2 separate regions of the Homo sapiens genome follow, and region 2 is linked to region 1. A link is an interaction called in ENCODE POLR2A ChIA-PET data of the cell type or tissue named here. Cell type or tissue: GM12878. All regions are shown on one strand.

What was found. ChIA-PET counts read pairs that join two places held together with the same protein. Peaks named below come from ENCODE experiments on the same cell type or tissue, not always from the same donor. Only the 100,000 strongest peaks of a DNase experiment are listed, where the experiment ranks them.
Region 2: POLR2A ChIA-PET joins it to region 1 with 6 read pairs; 2 of 35 experiments call an interaction of 5 or more read pairs at or near these places.

What each region holds. Positions count from the first base shown.
Region 1 is chr6:12,051,511-12,059,510 of GRCh38, forward strand. The region is part of intron 2 of HIVEP1 (HIVEP zinc finger 1); the gene reads left to right. Among named protein-coding and RNA genes, the nearest start is that of HIVEP1, 43 kb to the left of the region's middle. RefSeq lists enhancers at 316-585, 616-665, 686-765. In GM12878, a CTCF peak has its summit at 787; a DNase peak (open chromatin) is centred at 521; H3K4me3 peaks cover 1,515 bases; H3K27ac peaks cover 2,929 bases.
Region 2 is chr6:12,329,261-12,337,260 of GRCh38, forward strand. No RefSeq gene overlaps it. Among named protein-coding and RNA genes, the nearest start is that of EDN1, 43 kb to the left of the region's middle. In GM12878, a CTCF peak has its summit at 6,630; DNase peaks (open chromatin) are centred at 6,065, 6,589 and 7,510; H3K4me3 peaks cover 229 bases; H3K27ac peaks cover 1,469 bases.

The DNA of each region.
Region 1 (8,000 bases):
TTGCCTTTACTATGTGTGTGTATACATAGTGTATGTATGTAAATACTATATAATTAGTGCATTTTATTATTTCACCCTAATTAAATATAATATATAGATAAAATATAAATAGATACAGGTATCTTTACATGTTAACATGCAGTCTAACCATTTTTTTTGTTTCTCGGGAAGGGAGGTGGTGGGGAGGGTGGTACATGAATGGGTATTACTAAAATTACTTTATTAGGTGGGCTGAAGTTTTTATTTGTTTTTGTTTCTTTTTATATAAATCTTTATAAACGCTTATTCACTGTGCTTTTTACTTTTAGTCAGCTTCTCTTTCCATATTTACACTTGTCCATAATTATACTTCAGCAATCTTGGGAGAGAACCTCTGTGGCTTTCTGAAAAATTATTCTTTTATATAAACTTGCCCAGATGAGTTATAGGAGGAACTGTTCTCTCCAGTTTCAAAATGAGTTTACATACTGTGTGGGGGGACTTTCCAACTGAGGATAGCATGTCGTGGTGTGTGGTTAGCCAATACAGAGATCTAAGAGGCTGCACGGCTTTTGCTAACTTGTGAAACATGCCTTTAATTTTAAAAGCAGTCTTTGGAAATTCTACTTCCATTTGTACATGGCTTTAGATGAATAAAGACATGTCTTCTTACGGAATCAAGACCACGGCATATGTATACAGGCAGATGATGAATGTATTGATTCTTTTACTTCACCTTATATTTACTCAACAAGGAGACATCTAAATAATGAAATGCATCTTACTGGAACCACCCAAAGTAAGCCACTTAGAGGGCCACCTAGAGATAGCTTTGTAGAGCATGATGGAATATCTGAGGGTTTTTATTAATACATTTTAACTTTCTTAAACATCATTTAAAAAATTAATGTTCTAAATATACCTCCAATAGTACATGAAACTGTTACAATAGTGTCCGAACCTTATGTGTGTAAAGTTATTTGGTCAGTTTGGAAAATTTTGTAGTATTTGTGAAGAAGGGTACAAGAGCTAACATACATTGAGTATCTACTCTGTGTCTGGTGTGTTCCATCAGTCATCTCTTTCAGGAATTAAAACTATCTTATGAGGCAGATAGCACTATTTAATTTTTTGTTATGAAAGAGGCTGAGACTTGGAGAGTTGGAGTCTCTTGCCTTGTATCATGTACCTAGTAAATGGCCAAACTAGGAATTGAGCCTCAGTTTTGTCTGAAAACAAATTCTTACTGTTCCCAGTGTACCTTGTTACCACAATTTACTTTCTTTTCTTGTCTTAAAATGAAGTCTGAGGTTCTAATTTCACCAGATTAAGACTAGGTAACCATCTGTAAACTAGAAATTTTAATTGATAAAACAATCATTCCTGTGCTTTAAAAATGCAGGCTAAAATGGTTAGGAAATGCTATCTTTTGGAGACTTGTAGCAAATGCTCAGAAAGTAATTTCTTGGGGTTGGGCGGGGATTCTCATCACAGTTTTTAAAATAATTTGATTGTCATTATTGCAAAGCTGTGTAGTTCCTGTAATTGGAGTATTTGCCTTTACACTTCACAGCTATAATTTTCTTCAAGATCGGAAGACTTTCTGAGCAGCTGCTTTAATTTACATCTGTTTTGGGGAAAATATAACACATGTCCATAGTATATGGTGTTCATTATAAAGATTTGCAGTAGACAAGGTATAAAATTATTATAAATATTTCCCAATATGCTGTTCATGTGTGTGTGTGTGTCTGTGTGTGTGTAGGGATATTTTGTGGCATATATAGCCAAATTTTATTTGCTGTTCTTTAAACATTGAGATGTCCTGACTGTCAATTTGTGGTTTGTTTAAAAGAAGAGTGGGATTTTTTTCTAGTCAAGTTAGAAGATAAAGTTTACCAAGGATACAAATAAGAGAAGCAGTATAGAAATGTATTATAAGCCATGGAAAATTATTATAAGAAAACACCATTAATTATAAATTAACTAAAATTTTAGGATATGACAAAAAAAACATAAATAGGTACCTGTGAGTCTTAAGGGGCAAAAGACTAATAGAAATATTCTGAGGCCCTGTGGAGATGGTGTGGGGGAGTTCTGAGTCCATAGCCCTAGGTAAGGGCAGAATTGATTCCATGTCTTGACTGAAACCAAAGTGGAGGTGGGATAGGGGGATGCTCTGTTGGGGGCTGTGTACTGCTTAAGCTAGGATATATTTGGAGAGAAAAGAAAACATTAATTTTCCTTTCTCAATCATAGCAAACCCCTTCCCCCACAAAACAGAAATTGACAAGAGAACCCTAGAGATAAATCTGCCAAGCTCTGTTATATGGTGGCTTTCAGCCCTTTTCCAGAATAAATAGGATGAACATCTTGGTACATAACGTATCTTTTACTTAAGGTCATTATTTTTTTCAATAAAGAATATGACAAATAGGATAACAGAAAGGGAACGTACATTTGATCCTTCTCCATGTGGAAATGTGAGCTACAACTTGTTAGTATCAGAAACGTAGGTTATCTTTCCCTTCTCCATTTCAAATAGTCTGTCATATTTGAAAGCTAATAGCTTTCAGGCTCGCATTGCCCATAACTCTCAGCAACATATAAAACATGCCCACTCTGTGTTTATTTACTTTAATCTGTCAATTGTGATGCCAACTCAAGATATTTGGGATTATTACATTTGATTCACTCATTTGCCTGATGACTCTGCAAATAATTGGATTGATACCAAGGTTTATGCTGTGGAAACTATGGTATGAAAAACAGTATATAGTCTATAGGTATATTTACAAGAAAACATACACTATATGTTTGTTTCAGAAAATTTGGAAGATCCACATACAGAAGTTATAGTCACTCATAACTGTACCATCCAGAAATAACTACTATTAACAATTTGATATCTTTCATTTATATGTATACATATGGATATATATGCATATACCTACATATGTATCTAGACTATATATACATGCACATTTACACACATATACATATGAATATATAACTACACATGAATTTTAAAGCACAGTTGGCATCATACAGTATATCTTTTGGGATGCTCCCCTTAATATTATCTATTACTAGTATTTTTCGGTGTCATTAAAATTCCCTATAAACATCAGTTTCAAATGACTGCATAATATTGTATCACATGACTTCACCATAATGAACTTTTTTTGCTGTTATTAGTTTGTTTCCATTTTATTTGGTTATCGTGGAACCTCTTTTTTCACTTTTCTGATTAACATACATGATTTCATGACATAGCATATTATTTGATGTTGTGCTTCTTGCTCATTAAAAAATCTGAGCATTTGAGAAGAACCTAATTCAGGGTTGTGATATTCATTTGTATGTTTATCCTGAAATACTTCTAAGGAAAAAATTATCTACATGTTAAATACCCATTTTAGAAAGTTACCTTTGTTAGCTTCAGTTTGATCTACTTTCATTCAGTTTCTCGTGAGATGTAGATTGTCTTCTCGCTAGGTAGTCAGACTTCTGTGCAGAACAAGATGGGCAAGTTCCTGCTCTTGTAGAGTTTACTGCCTAGTGGGAAAGTATAATACTAAGTAATTAATACATTATTATAGAATTATACTTGCAATAAACATTACGAACCTAAAGTTATAGTATGTTTTTAGAATGTATACTTGAGGAATCTAAACAGGAAAGAAAATTCTTCAGTTAAAATCATGATTTTCAGTGGCTCACGCCTGTAATCCCATCACTTTGGGAGGCCAAGGCGGACGAATCACGAGGTCAGGAGATCGAGACCATCCTGGCCAACACGGTGAAACTCCGTCTCTACTAAAAATGCAAAAATTAGCTGGGCATGGTGGCACGTGCCTGTAATCCCAGCTACTCGGGAGGCTGAGGCAGGAGAACCCCTTGAACTAGGAAGTCAGAGGTTGCAGTGAGCTGAGATCCGCCACTGCACTCCAGCCTGGCAACAGAGTGAGACTCCGTCTCAAAAAAAAAATAAAAAGTCATTATTTTGTTATCTTTTTTTGTTTCTATTTAAAATAGAAAACCACAATGCCTCATCTGACCAGTTGGCACAAACCGGAGGATACAATATGGACATGGTATTTATATGTTTTTCTCTCACCAATATCCAGTTTACAGGAGAAGAAATCTTTAATCCTTTTGGTTGGATATTTGATTTCTGAGCTGGAATTTTTTTCTAAGCTAGCAAATTTCAGGATACAAATTGAGTTATTTCTGCCAGCATCCTGGATTGGAATCATGAGATTTCATCACTATGATTAAAAGAGCCTTTCCCTGCTCACAAAGCAAGTTAAACAAAATCAGCAAGATGATGGAGATAAACGTGCTTGGTCCATAAAGCCCAAGACAAGTGTTCTATTAAGCTAGTGCTGTTATAAAGTGAGCACAGGGAGATATGGAAGGCTAGTGTGCATCATTTTGGGGAACTGTACTATATGTAATATTCGTGCAAAAGATGAGCTGTTATTTGCTCCTTTTATTTTATATGCGCTTGCTCAGCACCTTAGGTAGCAGAAGTCATATATTGGATTAAATGGCTCTAGGCACTTGTTCTAGGGGCCCTAGTTTTATCCTTGATCTGGTAAAAGGCTGGAATAGAGAAACTAAGGTTAAAAAAAAAGATTAATGAAGAAGCGGAAGTGAAGAGTCTGGAGCAGAAAATAAGTTTAAATGTCTTTGGGATTTATTTGGAGGTGAAATAGGATCAATAAATTACTAGTGTGTTACTGGGCAATGTGAGGTTTGAAGATGAAGGAAGTGTCTTGAATGTACTTACTATGTTGTATAGAGCCTTAGACTCGAGGTAGTATGATGTTCTTAAGGAAAAGTGGAAAGATTAATATTAATAATAATAATCTGTGTTTCCTTCAGTCGAATTCATAGCAGTTAATGTCTTGCCACATTTGCCTTATCTCTGTATATGTACTTTTTTGTTCATTTATTTGTTGTACATTTGAAAGTGTATTAAAGTTATCAATTTTTGTAAGTTGAATTTGAATATGCCACTTTACTGAATTCTTATTCTTATCGATTCAGTTGATTTTGGGGGGATTTGTCTAATTAGATTATCATATCAGCTGCAAATAAAATGATTTTGTTTCTTTACAATTTTTATGCATCTTTTAAATTTTTTGTAATTTTATTACATTGTCCAGGACTCTAGTGAAGTATCAAATACTATCATTGGTAAAAACGCGACTTTAATGGCAATGCTTCTGGTAGTTCACAGTTAAATACAAGTTAGCTTCTCAGACATTGTTTACATAGTTTTGGAAATTATTTTAATCATAACTTTTTGAGTATTTTGCAAATAATGGTATGGTTTTTTGTTTTTGTTTTTTTTTTTCAAACAGAATCTTGCTTTGTTACCCAGGCTGGAGTGCAGTGGCATGATCTTGGCTCACTGCAGTTTCTGCCTCCTGAGCTCAAGTGATCCTCCCATCTTAGCCTCCCAAGTAGCTGGGACTACAGGTGTGCAGCACCACACCTGACTAATTTTTTAAATCTTTTTTGGTAGAGATGGTGTTTCACCATGTTGCCTAGTCTGGGTATGGAATTTTTATCAGTGTTTTGGTTTAACATGTCTGTATAATGAATTGTAAGCATAGATTTTTCTGATGACAAAGCTATCCTTATATTCTGGAGCTCTAACTTGGTGATGATATTTTAGTCTTTTTATATACTTGAGTACAACTGTATTTTAAATTAATGAATATAGATGCTATTGTGACTGATGAAATAACAGGTGCATTTAAAAGTATTGCCTGTATTTTTATTATTGATATGTTTGCTAAATCAACAGATAGTAAAAATATAACTACTGTCACCTGGAGGACTATAGCATTGTTTGTTGGAAAGAAGACCTCATGCTTGAAATGGTTGGCAGTCAGTAATCTAGATACTTAGAAAAAATGCATATTTTCCTCCTTACCCCTTTTTTGGTAGTTTTGCATGTGAGTATATGGTATATGGTCTAGAGATGATCTTGATATTAATCTGCAGATTCCGCAATCTCAGAAATAAGAGGAACTTGAAGAGGTTACCTCCATTGTTCTGTTTTCTGTTTATCAAAGACTCTCAGAGATGATGACTGTGTTATAGTCTCATGAAGTAACTCATTCTAAAGCTTCACCATCAGTTGGTATCTCCTAACTTTGATGTTCTGGGGTATTCTAGTTAGTAGGCTCTTCTGATATGCTCAGGATTGGTTAAGAGGCTTCTTTCTTGAATATTTGATATTATAACTCTTTCTAAATAGATTAGAATGATGAATATAAAATTTAATAATTATTTGGACAATGGGAGGGGAGTCAGTAGAATCCTTTCTAATAGTAATACAGTAACTGTAAAATGTGAAGAATAGTGTGCATCATTTTGGGGAAGAACGTTTAGAGTAGCACTCGGCATGTAGTTTGCACTCATTAAAGATTACTTCTTATTGTCTAACAAATACTCAAATATTTTATTCCCCATAGCCTTTTGACTTGCATGAGTAATTGAAAAAAAGAAAACCAATTGTGGCTTTCTTGCTAAACAGATGTTTAGAGTACATAAGTCCCTGAGGCCAGCATGTTGAGTTGTCACATCGCTTTAGTGTGAGAAGGAAGGCATCTAGGTAATCAGATTGATTCTGATTGTTTCAAACCAAAATGCTGCTGTCATGTAAGGGGGCTTTGGTCTGAGAGTGTTTGTCAGTGTCAATATTGCCAGTGATTTGGAAAAAAAAAAAGTGTAAAATTTATATATACTGCATTTATAAAGTGCTTAGTGGTAATTCTGCAAATGTTAGTGTTTTGAAAATAGCATTCATCCAGTCATGTGTTTAGAGAAATAGAAATTGTCAAAAGGAAGTTAAAGGGGTTGATGATGTCATTTACATTTTAGTTCCACTCCCAAGTTGGCTGGCTCTTTTGAAGTTGACTCTTAAAATCCTAGAGTCATTGATCTTATAGCTGAAAGGAACCTGGAGAGCATTGATTCAAAATATGTTTGTTGTTGTTGTTGGAACAAATATTGCGTTAGATATTAGAGATATAAAAATGAATAAAATATGGCTGTTGCCCTTAAAGTCTAGCCTAAAAGATAGACAACCTGAACAAATACTTTACTTTGGGGTAGTAAGTTCTGGAATGGAAGCTTTAGGCAGGGGGTAGATTTTCCATGTTTCCTAGGTGTGGCTCCAGCAGCTTGGGCAAGCAGCCCAGGCGCAAACAGCTCCGTACTGGTGATGGTATTGCTGGAACTAGACTCCTGGTCTCTTGATACAAGTCACGTGGGGCTGACCTAGTAAGCTTTGCAAAAGAAAATTTTACCAAGCATGCATGTATGCATGTAAATATCTATGTAAGTATGTACATATGTATTGATTTAGTACCTTGCTCTGTGTAGTTAACAGCTGCTTTATGTGAGACGCATAGACATAGACATTCATGCTTACTTTTTTTTTTTTCTTTTTTGGAGACAGAGTGTCACTCTGTTTGTTGCCCAGGCTGGAGTGCAGTGACACAATCTTGGCTCACTGCAACCTCCACCTCCCAGGTTCAAGCAATTCTCCTGCCTTAGCCTCCCAAATAGCTGAACATTATATTGTTCACCAGTAGTATCTTGTTCCAGGCTATTTCAATTGGAATTATTATTATTAGACCATCACATGTTTATAACCACTTACAGAATTTGATACCACTGTACCTAGCTAATTTTTGTATTTTTAGAAGAGATGGGGTTTTGCCATGTTGGCCAGGCTGGTCTCCAACTCCTGACCTCAAGTGATCCACCTGCCTCGGCCTCCCAAAGTGCTGGAATTACAGGCGTGAGCCACTGCGCCCAGCCAACATTCATACTTTCTTATCCTACATTTTTTGGGGGGCGGGGTACAGAGGTTGGGTGGGGATTCCCGCTAAACATTTAGAACCAACAGCAATGAATAATTTGAGTAATTTGTAATGTGATTGTGTTATTGTGTTATCTAGAACACTATACTCTAACCCTAAACCTCAAGATAA
Region 2 (8,000 bases), 280 kb after region 1:
CCCTGACACAAGGTAGGTAATTAATAAACACATATGGAATGAATGAGGTTGTCTAGGGAGTCTCACTGTTTTCGCCCAGGCTGGAGTGCAGTGGCGTGATCTCGGCCCACTGCAACCTCCGCCTCCCGGGTTCAAGCTTTTCTCCTGCCTCAGCCTCCTAAGTAGCTGGGATTACAGGCTCCCACCACCACGCCCAGCTAATATTTTGTATTTTTAGTAGAGACAGGATTTCACCATGTTAGCCAGACTGGTCTCGAACTCCTGACCTCAGGTGATCCACCTACCTCGGCCTCCCAAAGTGCTGGGATTACAGGCGTGAGCCACCGTGCCCTGCCTGATGTGTTTTGTTTTATTCAAGAATTCTTCATAAGGGAGTCAGTGAGGAGAGGGTGGGTCTGGCCTCTTCCCTGGGTCTGTATAATTGGACTCTGGAAAATGGAATTCCAAGCCAAGGGCATCCTGGGAAGGCTTGTGTGTGCACACTCACCCATGAGGCCTGCCCGTCCTCCTGTGCTGTGGTGCTCAGACGGCTTCCTGTGCAGGTGACTGACTCAGGGCTCTTTTCACTGGGGACCTAGATAACAAATTGTTCTTGTGACAACTTAGGGAGCAGAGCAGAGAACAGAGTGAGAAGACAGAGGGAGAAAAGTGGTGGAGCTAAGAAAGGAATATGAAATATGATTTTTTTTAAGGCAGCCAGGTAGAATAGAAATGGGGGAGGGTGGTGGGTGCAATATCTCATGCCTGCAATCCCAACACTTTGGGAGGCTGAGGGGGGCGGATCACCAGGTCAGGAGTTCAAGACCAGCCTGGCCAACATGGTGAAATCCGGTCTCTACTAAAAAATACAAAATATTAGTCGAGTGTGGTGGTGGACGCCGGTAATCCCAGCTACTCGGGAGGCTGAGTCAGGAGAATTGCTTGAACCCGGGAGGTGGAGGTTGCAGTGAGCCAAGATCACGCCACTGTACTCCAGCCTGGGCGACAGTGCAAGACTCCATCACAAAAATAAAAAAAGAAATGGGAGTTGGGGTAATTTTCACTCACTTCTCCACTAGAGGGTTCCCCCTAACCCCCTTCTCTCTGTTTCTTTTACTTGTGTCACCAATTATAAGAAGACACAGAGCAGTTGCTTGGACCTTCTTCTTGCTGGATCAGAGATGCTTGGGCCACAACTTTAAAAGTAGAAATTGATGTGTGTGACAATGATAATGCAAATGGCTACTAACTGTTGAGTGCCTCCACTTCTAAAGCTCAGTAGAATGCCCTTATGTTATCTCCAATCTTTACAACAGTGTTAGAAGTGGGGGATTATCCCATTTTACATATAAATAAATTGAGTCTCGGGAAGCACTAAATGTATCTGGATCTCTCTGTTGCTTGGAAACATTCGTCTTTGGTATTTTCCCTTTCCCAGAAGCTCACGTTCAGCCTTGAGCAGAGTCAATAGTTACTGTAAGTGGTGATGAATTGAAGGGAAGGTAGAAAAGCTTCAAGGACGAGATTTGAATTATCTTTGACAATGTAATAGTGTGCAACCCTGTACTTTAATCTGCCTGGCAGATTGGAGTTGAGGAAGAGGCGTCAGATAGCAACAGGATGGAGTCATAGACAGGCATCATCCCCTACCTCACCTCAACCCCTATGTTAGAAGGACAATACTATGTGGTTAAAATGTGTGAACTATCAGACACAAGAGAACTTATTTCTTTGGGGAATGAGGTTGGGGTGTTAGAGCTACAAAGGAGGCCATGCAGCCAGCATTGAAGTCAGTTGATGGGAAAAAAGGGGTTGAAGAAAATATCTCAAAAAAAGGGGTTGGCGAGAAGCAAAGATCTGTTCTAAAACCAACTCTTCATTACTCATCATGCTGTGGCCCAGAACAAAAAAAGGCAGGGGCCATAAAATTGCAAAAGAAATCTTAAAATCTCATTTTAATTTTGAATTTCCTCCAGAAAATGTGCTTGGAAGGTTGCTAAAAAGCAGCTACATCCATAACTTCTATTTTACCCTCCTGTATTTTTCCTTTCCCTTCCTTAAAATAAAAATGGACAATCCTTAACACAGCATTTTTTTTCCCATCAACTGACTAGAGGGATCTGAGGTTATTCCAAGCTTTATCTGTAGAATAATCAAGGATTGGTTGCAGTTTGGGGTGAGGGGGACAGCCTACTCTCCAGTGTTTTGTGCATGGCTGAAGGCGGTCTGCTAATATGTGAGCACATAAGGAGCTTGCTAATTTGTCCATTAAAAGATTTGTCAACCAAACAGCCTACCACACAAGAACTGCCCTAGGCTTCAGAGCCAAGAAGTCAAAACAAACATCAGTGGGGCCCATGGATTTGGGTCACTGAGATAAAAGGGAAAAAATTTATTTTGGTGCCTGGCTTGTGTTATCCCATCCCAGGCTGTGGCTGTTGGCTTTGACTGCTAGGAAACCAAGCAGCCAGTCACAGTTCCTGGGTAAGTGGACCCAATTATTTACTCGTCCCTTACTTCTTTTAAATCTCTGAACCATTCATTCATTTGCCCCAGCTGATTTCCTCTGTACCTCTAAAAGTTGGGTCTGAAGGGAGTTTAGAGTGACGCTGAAGAATCTCAGGTGCACTAGATTACCACTGACTTTGCTATTACTTTGAATGTAAAAGAAATGCTGTTGTTAATGCAGCTGATAAGCCCCTGGCAGGCTGGACTGAATAACCCAGAAACTCCTAACATCTAAGGTCTAACACTTTCACCTACTTGGGCTTTTATCTCACTGTCACCGCCTATTTATCCTCCATTCAGCAACAAGCTCCTTGAGACCTGGTATTCCAGCACCCAGCACAGTTCTTGGCAAACAGTAGGAGCTCAACAAATATTTAGTGAGTAAATGGAATGAGATTGTGCAGATTCCCATGATGTCACCTCATGAGGTTGCTCAAGTAGGCAGATCCTCTGAAGCATTCTAGAAGGGCGAATGAGAACCTTGGGGCAGGGACTCTATCTCATTCATCCCTGTATCCTGGAGCACACCGTTTGCTTAAGAATGAATGAAGCCCTGTCATTGCTCAAGGGATGGGAGTGGGTGGGTGATATGTTTTGGGATAGTCCCACCCCATCCTCAGTTTGCAAGGTCCTCAGGAGATCCTGCATCGGAATGTGTCAGAGAGGTCCAGCTGTTGCTAAAAACCTCCAGAGGGATCCAAATGGGGGGCACTTTCCACAGACCACGTTCTCGTTTCTAAACTGCTGGCAACACAAGCAGACTTGAGGAGGTAGCCAGTGGGGCAAAAGTCCTAGGCTCTGTTAGCCAACTGGGGGACAGAAATAACAGGAACAGGAGGAATGGCTTTAACAATCATACTTTATTATGATTGCAGGAAAACCACCCAGGAAACACAGGCCCGACTGTTCATAACTCAAAAACAGGAAATGGACAAAACTTACGATAAGGGGAAGGATAAATGATTAGCTTAAAGGGAAAAATAGGCCCAAGGCTCATAAATGTGCCGTGAGTTTACCTTATGTAAGACCTTTTTTTTTTTTTTTTTTTTGAGACAGAGTTTTGCTCTTGTTGCCCAGGCTGGAGTGCAATGGTGTGACCTTGGCTCACTGCAACCTCCACCTCCTGGGTTCAAGCGATTCTCCTGCCTCAGCCTCTTGACTAGCTGGGATTACAGGCTTGTGCCACTACGCCCGGCTAATTTTGTATTTTTGGTAGAGATGGGGTTTCTCCATGTTGGTCAGGCTGGTCTCAAACTCCCGACCTCAGGTGATCCATTCATTAAAAACAAATTCAGTATGGACTTAAGAGTTAGATATGAAAACTAAAAACATATAAGAACTACAACAAAATATAAAAGAATCTTTTCTTTCTGATCTCTTCAATGAGAAACCATTTGGAAGCACAAAAGCAAAAGTAGAAAGCTAATTTAAAAGAGCATCTCCTATGTTTTATGTATAAAATATACAGAGAAAGTTTCATTTCCTTCTTTAAGCCTCCATCTCCATATTTTGAACCACAACATGTATGCCTGTTGAAATCAAGAATACAACAAAAAACATCCTTTTAATAATTAAACCAAAGTGGAAAAAAAAAAGGTGTGTACTTATTCCATAACATCTCACATCATCACCCAGGCAAAACCACTGGAGTTACTAGGGTGCCCCTTTAGGTGCACATTTTTTTTTTTAATATTTTTGTTTCTGCTTGCTATTAAATTTCTACCCTACCTTCAAAAGTTTGCACTGAGAGCCAGGCATGGTGGCTCACGCCTGTAATCCCAGCACTTTGGGAGACCAAGGCGGGTGGATCAAGAGGTCAGGAGATCAAGACCATCCTGGCCAACATGGTGAAACCCCATCTCTACCAGATATTCCATTTTAGCTGAAAGCATAAGGGATTAATCTCACAAGAGGAAGTAGATTCAATTTAATGGCAAGTTTTTTGCCTCTGTGATCGAATACAGTCATGTGCCACATAATGAAGTTTCAGTCAACGACAGATCACACATATTACATGGTCCCATAAGATTATAATACAGGGCCGGGCACGGTGGCTCATGCCTGTAATCCCAGCACTTTGGGAAGCCGAGGTGGGCAGATCACGAGGTCAGGAGATCAAGACCATCCTGGCCAACATGGTGAAACCCCGTCTCTACTAAAAATAGAAAAATTAGCTGGGCATGGTGGTGGCATACGCCTATAATCCCAGCTACTCAGGAGGCTGAGGCAGGAGAATCGCTTGAATCCGGGAGGCAGATGTTGCAGTGAGCCAAGATCGTGCCACTGCACTCCAGCCTGGGTAACAGAGCAAGACTCCATCTCAAAAAAGAAAAAAAAATTGCGTACAGCTGTAGGTAGAGGACTAAAGAAGGCCAAGCAGGTACACAGCACAATTTATTACCAATTTACCACAATCTACCACAGTTTATCTGGTCCTGGGGTTCATCAAGGAATGATCTGCATTCTGAGATACTCCCTCTCCTCATGTTCCAGGTATTTGTGTCTTGAAAGAAATTCCTGCCTTTGTTGAACTCATCTTCCTCTTACATTTTACACTTGTGTCTTCCTCTTTTTTCGTTTGTTCTAAACTTCTCACAGTGGATTCTGGCTACCCATATTCTCAGCCCTGTATCCCACTTGGTGTGTGTGCATGCACACACACACACACACACACACACTATGCTTCATCTACCATTGTTATACCTGGACCACCTATTGTACCTTTATACCTTCATTCTGTTCTCTCTGCTTGGATTTTTAATTTTTTTTTCTCTTTTCTTTACAGCAAACTCTGTTCCTTCTTTAAGCGCCAACTCAAAAGCTCTTTTGTGCATGATCAAGCCTTTCCTGATGCCCTTGGTGAGAGGGGAGCTCCCCTCCCCTCAGCTCTGGCCACAGTGTATCCGGATGGCCACTGTCCCACTGCAGCACGTGGGCTTGTTAGCTGTGATGGCTCCTGGAGGGCTGAGGCCACGTTCAATGCTGTGTCTAATTCAGCTTTGTATCCCCAACATCTCACACAGTACATAAAACAGAATAAACACTTTTGTTTATAAATGACTCAATGAGTGACATTGTGAATGGTGAAATAAAAACTGGTTACTACATCTCTCCATGAAGTAGTCTTTAACTCTTTGAGGCAGAGTATCACACCATTATTCCTTAGCAATTTTGTCTTTGAGAGAAATAATCCCCACCCCAAATCATATTTGTTTTATGTCTCATTTTTCAACTTGTTGTATATTGGAATCTGATATGCTTAGCATCTGAAGTATGAGATTTACCATAACAAAGGTCAGGGGAAATTCTAGCCTTTGGATTCTACTTCTTGGTTTTGTATATTTAAAGTTTCAGGTACATCAAGTTTTTTGGAAGTGAATAATAAAACTTGAGAGGTTTCACTTATTTGCCTGAATTAGGATATTTATTCCTATGACAATTATTATATTACTCCTTCAATTCCAAACAGCTACCAGAAAGCTCCCAGGCAGGTATTATGCTTTTAGTAACTTATTTACTTAACCACAGAAATTGGCCCACTGTATGCTAATAGGCTGCTACTTTTGCTTCCTTTCTGGAAGGCCCCATGTGAAGTCCCAACCAAGAATTTTTTGCAAGTTGAGGGCCATCGTAGGTGAAGGGCCAGTCTGAAAGGGCCAGTTTACTGTATGCAGTTTACCAGCTGGTGATCAATGTGTAACTTTGATCAAGGGTTATCCTGGACCACTCTGCTGAGTACTTGTCATCTATTAGCTCAGATTCATTTTTCACAGCAGCCTTGTAATACACTTATTATTATTTTTAATACATTAGTATTATTTCCAGTATTTCCAGGTAATGAATGAGAGCCTAAGAGAAGTTAAATCATGGGCCGTAGCTCACCTAAACTAGTACATGGAGAGACGGAACCAAAGCTCTGTGGAGTCCAAAGCCCTTGTTCTCTTCATTAGACCCTCTTATCTCATGAGAGTAGAAATTTGACAAGCCACAGGGAGTGATAGTGGGTTTTTATCAGACCTTCAAGGCTCTTTAAAACACTGTAGTTAACATTGAGAAAGCAAATCTTCTGGACTTCCAGGGTTTCCCTTTGGTAGACCTGCCTCTTAAGGGTTATTCATTCTGACACCTGTTGGTGGGGACACATCTCAAAGGCTGGCTGAGCACACAAAGGAAGAGGTTTGAGCTGGTACCAGTCTCATCCAAGGTCACCTGCACTGGGAAGGGGGTGCAGACCTGTCCTATTCTGCAATTAACTCAGGGCTTTTGTTTTCTTTTCAACGGCCCAGATTTTTCAACTGAGCCATTTTCAGAGCAGCAAAGATGGGAAGGCCAATTCTTCCTGTCTTTGCTGCTCTGAAAAGTTCCTTATTTGTAGGTTTCTTTTTTTGTTTGCTTGTTTGAGATGGAATAAAGAAAGGCCTCAGTTCAGACTTACCACCCAGTGGGCCAAAAGAAGTAAAGTGACCCCTTTCCTTGCAGAGCCCTCCAGGGCAGAGCCTGGCTGAGGGCTGACTTCATCTCACATACCTACTGACAAACAAATAAACAAAGGAGGAGTTTTAAACTAGTAGCCATAACAAAAGTGCAAACAGAGAATTAGCTGGAAGCCAAGAAATCGCTGGAAGCTGCTTCTGCTGTCACGCAACACTGCTGGCCTTAAACCTAGAAGACTCCAGAAACAGTCCTTGAAGCCACAGCAGGCAACTAAATCCCACCCACTCAGCACCAGGCCAGAAAGATGACCCTCAATACAGTGGGGAAGAAGTGAGGGTTTACCTCCACACCTTCATCCCACGCCACTTACCTAAGTAGTGTTTTGGTGTCAGTTGCCAACTGATAAGGGCTTTCCCTTATTTCATTCCGCAGGGAAAATTGGTCTTTTAACAGGTGAAATAGGGAACTCCTCCAGTACTAATTTACTGTTGAATGTTTATTTCCTCTTGTGTAGTTCTATTTTATATATTTTCTCCTCTCAATTGATGAATTACGTAAGCAAGCACTGATGAGGCCCTTTTCATTCCAGACACTCAAATGACAACTCTGGCTACCCATGCTGGTTTCACTTAACTTCTTCACCTAGGTAGCTCCTGGTTTGAGTCAAACAACACTCAGAGATTTGTGGGCTATTCAAGCTCAAAGAAACACTAGAGAATTACAATATTAATAATAACTAACATTTATCAGATGCTTGCTATGGGCCAAGACTTTTGCTATGATTTTGTATTTTTGTTTGTTTGTTTTTTGTTTTTGTTTTTTTGAGACGGAGTTTCGCTCTTGTTGCCCAGGCTGGAGTGCAATGGCGCGATCTCAGCTCACTGCAACCTCCGCCTCCTGGGTTCTAGTGATTCTCCTGCCTCAGCCTCCCGAAGAGCTGGGATTACAGGCATGCGCCACCAAGCCTGGCTAATTTTTGGTATTTTTAGTAGAGACAGGGTATCTCCATGTTGGTCAGGCTGGTCTCGAACTCCTAACCTCAGGTGATCCGCCCACCTCGGCCTCCCAAAGTGCTGGGA